Linked DNA regions of Mus musculus: regions 2 and 3 are each linked to region 1. The links are chromatin loops, found by intact Hi-C in ENCODE. Cell type or tissue: gastrocnemius. All regions are shown on one strand. Region 1 has its middle 13 kb from the start of Mir7662. Region 2 overlaps Hkdc1 (hexokinase domain containing 1). Region 3 has its middle 56 kb from the start of Fam241b.

The links. A loop is a pair of places that touch in the nucleus more often than their neighbours do. Peaks named below come from ENCODE experiments on the same cell type or tissue, not always from the same donor. Only the 100,000 strongest peaks of a DNase experiment are listed, where the experiment ranks them.
Region 2: it touches region 1 in a loop (2.5-fold over the local background); 8 of 42 quality-filtered maps call a loop at or near these places.
Region 3: it touches region 1 in a loop (5-fold over the local background); 13 of 42 quality-filtered maps call a loop at or near these places.

The regions. Positions count from the first base shown.
Region 1 is chr10:62,180,457-62,182,956 of GRCm38, reverse strand. No RefSeq gene overlaps it. Among named protein-coding and RNA genes, the nearest start is that of Mir7662, 13 kb to the left of the region's middle. In gastrocnemius, no CTCF peak of the experiment used is centred here; DNase peaks (open chromatin) are centred at 202 and 1,142.
Region 2 is chr10:62,391,183-62,393,682 of GRCm38, reverse strand. It overlaps Hkdc1 (hexokinase domain containing 1), which reads left to right. Exons shown (of 18, transcript NM_145419.1): 16 at 2,217-2,372. Among named protein-coding and RNA genes, the nearest start is that of Hkdc1, 30 kb to the left of the region's middle. In gastrocnemius, no CTCF peak of the experiment used is centred here; no DNase peak of the experiment used is centred here.
Region 3 is chr10:62,054,265-62,056,764 of GRCm38, reverse strand. No RefSeq gene overlaps it. Among named protein-coding and RNA genes, the nearest start is that of Fam241b, 56 kb to the left of the region's middle. In gastrocnemius, a CTCF peak has its summit at 1,201 (motif pointing left); a DNase peak (open chromatin) is centred at 1,182.

The DNA.
Region 1 (2,500 bases):
CTAGATGAGACCCTGTTTCAAAACAAATTGTTGACCTCGTGGATGCATAGACCAGGGAAAGGAGATTATTGTGGTTGGTTATTGTGTGGCAATGTGTCAGCGGGGACGGAGGGGCTTAGAGAGGCCAGGTGGCTCACCAAAGTTACATAATCAGGAGAAATCACAAGAGTCAGGCCTTGAAGGCCTCCATAATGGTCCTGTGCTTCCTCCTTGCCCCATCCTGGCAGGGCACCAGGAATGAAGAATGAATGAAGTTTCTCTCTGCCAGTGCAGCCCTTGTCCCTCCATCATTATGTAATCACTAGAGGAAGTCTGGGCCTTTGGGCATTCACAAGAGCCTGAGAGGAAGAAGCTAAGGAGAGGGGCAGGACTTCTATGCCAGAATGAGACCATGGGAGTATGTATTCACCCTGCGACACGAGGGTGGCCATCTTTACCTTGCCAGGAGACTAGACATGGAAGGAGGGTGCTCAGTACCTGCTCTCCCTCCACTGTTGCTGATGGCAGGATGCAACACACACACACACACACACACACACACACACACACATACATGTACGCATGCATCCACACTCAAGTATCACTGGCCTCACATTGCTACTGCATTGCTTGCCAGACCACTTAAAGCAAGATTTTGATCTGCTCTGTGTGTGTGTGTGTGTGTGTGTGTGTGTGTGTGTGTGTGCCCTCGTGCACTGTTGTCTCCACAGAGCTTAGATTGTTCCAGAAGCATGGTATACAGTCACTGAGTACCTCTGACTAAAAGATGATGGGCAGTGGTTGGAGCAGACAGGGATGGCCCCTGGGGCTTCTGGGATACAGTGGGCTAGCTGTATCCCACCTCTGACCAGCAGAGGACCAGGCTTGATACACAATGTAGCCTTGCCCAATCTTTGTCTCCCTCTGAGCCTCTTTCTCCTTTCCCAAAGAAGCATTTGAGGTGTCTAGATGTAATCGCTGCACACATTTGGATGCCTTTCTATGCCACCTGCCACTCTGCTGGTGACTGAGCTAGCTGCCTGTCCTCTCACTGGTCCTGTGTCCTCTCCATCAGCCAAAATAGACATTCTGGGCCCCAACCTCTAGAGGGAACCAAAGACATCACGTGACTAGAAAAAGCCTGATCTGCATCCACTGAGGACACAGGCTGTGTTGGAGGCAGAGCTAGGAAGGCAGACACTGAACCAGGGTTGGGGCTCTGCCCGCTGGCCTCAGGTGCCCTCTGGGTGCTGACTTGGCCTTGGTTATGGATGCTCCAGAGCCAGGTGTCCTGGGCCTTTCAGAGTCATTTGGACTCTTCTGGCAGCCAGAGTGGGGTTGGGGGAGGGGTGGAGCAGGAGGAGGAAGAAGAGGAGGAGGAGGAGGGGCAGGAGGATGAGGAGGAAGAGGAGGAGAAAGAGGAGAAAGAGGAGAAGGAAGAGGGGAAGGAGGAGGGCTCTAAAAGTAGAAGGCAGACCGGAGTCACCTCTTTCCTGGAGGATTTGAAAACAACTCCCAAGCCAAAGAAGAATCAGTAGGTGGAGAATATTTGCCAGGGCTGAGTACCAGGGACCTCAGAACCCCCACTTCCAATGGCATCTTGTCATTAGGGCAGCTTCAGAGTGTCACCAGATACTCAGTAAATACTTGACAGATGAATCTATGACATTAAATAGATTAATGTCCAATTTAGAATAATTTGTATTTTAGACGCTGTCAGGATTTGAATATGAGACATTTCTCACAAAGGAGAAGTTAAAGCTTTGTGGTTCCTGGCTAGTGTACTGTTTTGGAAAGGGCTGGAAACTTTTGGAGATGAGGCCTAACAGAAGAAATGTCCTTGGAGACTGTCCCTTGTCCTGGCCTGGTGCCCCTCCCCCACATCTGTTTCTGGGCTGCTGTGAAGTGAGCGGCTGCCGTGAAGTAAGTGCAGTCCTTTGTTGCATAGTCCCATCAATATGGTGGTCTGTCCAAGTGTGTGGAGCCAAGCAAGGGTGACCTGAGCCCTCTGAAACTGTGAGCAAGTCTTTCCTCCATTAAGCTTCTTTCTGATGCATTTGTTATAGTGACAAAACCCCTCACTTGAAACAGGCTCCTTCGAAGGAACAAGAGAATACTGCTTCTATTAAATGAAGGTCATGGGCTGGGGAAATGACTCTGTGAACAAAGGCTTGTCATGCAGATGTGAGGATTGGATTCCCAAACACACACAACGTTGTGTGGATGTGGCAGTCAGCCTGTGTGTAACCCCAGAATACAGGGATAGAGATGAGGCATCCACACAATAAGCTGATTAGTTTTACCTGGGGCCTTTATGCACACACACACACATACACACTCACATTTGCACAAACTTACACATCCATGCATGTGCAAACATGCATGTATGAATACAACATGGGTGTACATGTGCACAAGTGTGTACGTGTGCGCATGTGTGCATCACACACACAACGAAAGGCAATTCATGGTAGGGGACAACAGTCAACAAAAAGTATAGTATTTCAATGAAAATTAGATG
Region 2 (2,500 bases), 210 kb before region 1:
GAAGGCCTTGTGGTGTGTCGTGTGTGAAGAGAGCATGTAAATGTGATTCTGGGGGTGGGGGGCTGTCGTGTGATCCTGTGGGCTTTTCTTCAACCCCTTTCCTTCCAAGTAACGACCGGGCATCTCTATGCCTGCTCTATCCCCCTTTGGCTCCCAAATAAAAGGCACGGAGGCCCAGACCTAATGAATTTATTAATAAGCTGCATGCTAGGCAGATGCTCATCTATTCTAACCTCATTGGCTGCTCACTTCCCAGCCTCGAGGTCCTTTACTCTGAGCCGTCCCTGGCTCGCTCTGTCCCATGTGTGTCTTCATGGAGACTCACGTGATGATCTCCTGGTCCATCTCCTTCACCTCTTCCTCCTCATGGTCACTCTCTTATCGAGACCTCATGGGAGGGCTGGAGAGATGGCTCAGCTGTTAAGAGCACCGACTGCTCTTCTGAAGGTCCCGAGTTCAAATCCCAGCAACCACGTGGTGGCTCACAACCATCTGTAATGGGATCTGACGCCCTCGTCTGGTGTGTCTGAAGACAGCTACAGTGTACTTATATATAATAAATAAATAAATCTTAAAAAAAAAGATTAAAGCACGCCATTGATCCCAGCACTCGGGAGGCAGAGGCAGGTGGATTTCTGAGTTCGAGGCCAGCCTGGTCTACACAGTGAGTTCCAGGACAGTCAGGGCTATACAGAGAAACCCTGTCTCGAAAAACCAAAAAAAAAAAAAAAAAAAAAAAAGATTAAAGAAAAAAGACCTCATGGGAAATCTTCCCGTTCTCTTTCTTCTCTCTCCTTCTCTCTTCTCTTTTTGCTTGGAACCTCCAGACTGGGGTCAGAAGTCCCGCTCTGTGTCTTCCTGCCCAGCTATAGACTGAATAAGCTCTTTATTAACCAATCAGAGGTGATGGAAAAGAAGAATTTTTACACATCATTGAGACAGGAAATGCTCCACATAACAGGCCAATATCAGGACTGCTACCAGATCTCTGGGCACAGCAAACAGCATCTGAATACACAGTGTACAACACCGTGCCCTGGCAGAAGCCATTTTGCCAAACCCAGGGAGCAGGTCTGTTCTGTGGCATCAACCTGGCAGCTTTCGCTATGCTTATATCACTGAACCAGATGCCAGAACAGGGAATAAAAGAAGGCCATCTTTATGTTTCTGACAGGAGAGGAAAGGGTCCCTTTTCTAATTACCATAAGGTACTTTGAAGGCTTGTGGGCTCTGGAAGCCAACCAGAAGCTGTCAGAATGTCTGCTTGCAGAGTGCCCGGGTACCACAGAGCAGGGGTGTGGGTCCATAAGGTGGGCTTTATGAGGTCCCATTTAGAGGTCAAGGTCCTTGGCCTTTTAAAGTCAGTGTATCCTAAGGGGTGGGAAAGGGGTCCCTAGGATGGATGGGAAGGCTGACCTTGACATGGTATCACATCTTATCATGGGCCACAAGCCTTTGTAAGGTACACTGCAATTACTAACTACTGAAAAGACAGAAAATAATGAACGGCTTCTAGACACCTTATGGTAGATTTCCACCTGCATTCTGATGCTCACTGGAAGAGAGGGCTAGACTGAGGTGAAGCTAGTGTATGAGGCCCCCAGGAGTAAGACTGGGCCCTTCCCTTGGGACAGGGTTAGGACAGTGTTCTGCAAATGGCCAGAGAGTGTTTTAGATCTGGTGAGATGCGTCCCAGTTAAGCTTGGGTTTATAATATATAAACCGAGGGGAAGCTGAGATTTATCACGATGGCAAACAAGCAAGTAGAGGCTGAGCACCTCAGAAATGTGCTAAGATCAGGCTCAAGGATACGTTTCGCTGAGAACATTGTCTAGGCAGAGGCTTGGACAAGGACCCGATGGTTATTGATGGTCCCTCTCCCTCTTTGGCAATGTTCATTCCTGGCTGGCAGAGGCTAACCCTGCCTCCTGCGGCCCTTAGAATGCTGCTTTGCTCTCAGTTTACAGGTAAACCTTACAGTAGAGGTGCATGCCATGACAGGATGTGGGAAGCTGGGCTTGGCTCCCACATGGCTCTGAGGTCTACCTCTTTCACTTCACCCTGTTCTCTGTGTTATGTTTCTTTGACAACTGTAGAGAGAGCCTCCGAGGCCACTGTGAACCATGAATTCCAGGTGCCATGTGACCGTGTGACTTGCTTTCCACACCCAGACCAGCGTCCTCACCGTCTGGTCTTATCCACCTCTCCCCAAACAGATACGAGAAAATGACCAGTGGAATGTACCTGGGGGAGATTGTGAGGCGGATCCTGATCGACCTCACCCGGCAGGGGCTCCTCTTCCGAGGGCAGATTTCAGAGCGACTCCGGACCAGGGGCATCTTTGAAACCAAATTCCTGTCCCAGATTGAAAGGTGATGTATGATCAAACTCACCTGCTTTGTGTGGGATGCCGAGGGAAGGGGACGGCTGTCTTTCCCCACAAGGGGTGGGAAGATTTGAGATTGGAAAAATGAAAAGCAAGACTTGGGGATGTGGCTCA
Region 3 (2,500 bases), 130 kb after region 1:
GAATACTTGCTTAGCAGGCAGAAGGCCTTGGGTTGGAGAATAAACCTGCACAGCCTAAGCCAGATGTGGTAGCACACAGCTGTCATGCCGCAGCTGGAGACAGGATGATCGGAAGTTTAAAATCATCTTTGAACTAGAGAGATGGCTCAGTGGTTAAGAACACCAGCCACTCTTCCAAAGGACCCGGGTTTAGTTCCCAGCACCCACATGGCAGCCCACAGCTTTCTGTAAGTCCAGTTCTAGGGGACCTGACACCCACACATACATGCAGGTAAAACACCAATACGCTAACATTAAATACATCTTTAAAAACTCCTCTTTGCCTACACAGCACTTGGAAGCCAGTCTGGGTGAGATGAGACCCTCCCTGGAAAACTAACGGGGGGGGGGGGGTGTAGCTTAAGAGCAAAAGCTGTTCTTCTTTTCCTGTGCTTCTAGAGGGCCCAAGTTCGATTCCCCGACACTGGGCAGTTTACATCTGCCTATAACTTAAGTTCTTGGGCAGTGATTCTCAACCTTCCTAATGCTGTGTCAGTTCCTCATGGTGTGGTGCCCCAAATCATAAAATCATTTTCGTTGCTACTTCATACCTGTAATTTTGCCTCTGTTACGAATCATAATATAAATATCAGTGTTTCCCAATGGCCTTAGGTGACCCCTGTGAAAGGGTCAAACTCCAAAGGGGTCACAACCCACAGGTCCAATGTCTCTGACTTCTGAGGGAATCCGCACATACACAGACCGCCTAGAACTGACAGGCAACCAGGATGGAAGTACCAGGAAGGCTTCCCTTACCTGTGCAGGTATATTTTTATATGACTGAAGATGCTTAGTAAAGCCCTCATGAGACAGGCTCCTGATCCCAGATGCAAGAGTAGAGCTAGATGGAAATACCAAAGCATTATGGCTTTTCTGAGTGGGTGTCCATCCACTCTGTCACAGGCACTTTGAGGATATCAAGAAAGGGTACCTAGCCTGTAAAGCCCCCAGCCCAAGACCTCTGTAAGCTCACCACTACCCACCCCAAGGCACAGACAGCTCACAGCTCAGGAAGGACCAGGAGGGTGGTCCAGGAGTGAATGAATCTGCCATCAGCCGCTGCCTCTAACCACCAGCCCAGCTGTGTGCTAGCAGACACAGACTTCAATCAGGGCACCCAGGAAATGGTTTGGCTAGAAGGCCCTGGGTGCCCTCTGCTGGACACTGGAGCCATTTCACCTTTTAGTCCCAGAAGGGAAGGGATTAGGATTCTGAGGAAGCAGATAGAAGGACAAATGTACCTGTTGCTTCTAAATGTCTAGAGAGCGGAGGATGCTGATGGAAGTTAAGCTAGGGAAGACCAACCCATGTCTCTTTTTCTATTTCCAGACGCCGCAGTCCATAGATGTGAAAGCCAGGTTGGACAACGGGTCACAGGGGAAATGAGCTCCTTCCCTCCTTCCTCCTCCACCACATCCATCATTTCCATCAGCACCAGCATTGGCCCACAGGGTCTCATGCTTACAAGTGGAAGCCTGAAGCCCAGCTTCTGCTGTGTTCCCAGGAGGCTCCCACTTTGAGCAGTACAGCTCATGCTCTGGATGCCCCTGTTGTGCGTGATGACCCTAGGTCCCCGTGGATAGTTTAGCATCTGTGGTCATAGAACTTGGGGCTAGGACCAGGGTCATTCTGACAGAGGCAGGGGTCAGCTTGCATGTAGAGCCTCACCAGGTGAGGTACCAAGTAGTACCCTCACCATGTAGGGTGCTCACCAGGTGAGGACCAGGGGCAGCAACACTCAGTCAGGATCATGGCCATGCAATCCAACAAATGCAGGAGGCCTGTGGTAGAAGAGAAAATGAGAAAAAATAGCCTGTGCCTCACCCATCCGTCCGTCTGTCCGTCCGTCCGTCCATCCATCCATCCATCCATCCAAGTCAGCAAGACGATTGCTCTGAGTCTTTAGAATTCTTACAACCTAGCAGGCCAAGGTCAGTTGCCAAGGCATCCAAACCAGTACCTTAGGCTTGCTTTGTTAAGGCTGTTCTAGGGTACAGAACCCTAATGTATGAATATTGGCTTCTTAGGTTTTTGTTGTTGTTTGTTTGTTTGTTTGTTTGTTTGTTAAATAAGACCAGGTCAAGGTTGGTAGAATATTTGGAGGGTGTGCACAATATTCTGGATTTGACCCCAGCCAGAGGTGGTAAGACATGTATGTATGTATGTATGTATATGTGTGCAAGTATGTGTGTTATGTATGTATTGTGTGTATGTGTGTGTATGTATGTGTGTGTATGTGTGTGTATGTGTGTGTGTGTGTGTGTGTGTGTGTGTGTGTGTGTGTGTGTATTCCCAGCACTTAGGCGGTAGACACAGGAAAATCAAGGGTTTGGGTTACATGAGATTCTGCATGGGATGAGGAGGTGGGGGAGGGAGGAGGAGGAAGAGGAAGAAGAAGAAGATGACCATGTAAAGGTACCCAAGAGGAGGGTCTCTGCAGTTCCTTGGGTGGGGAGAAGGT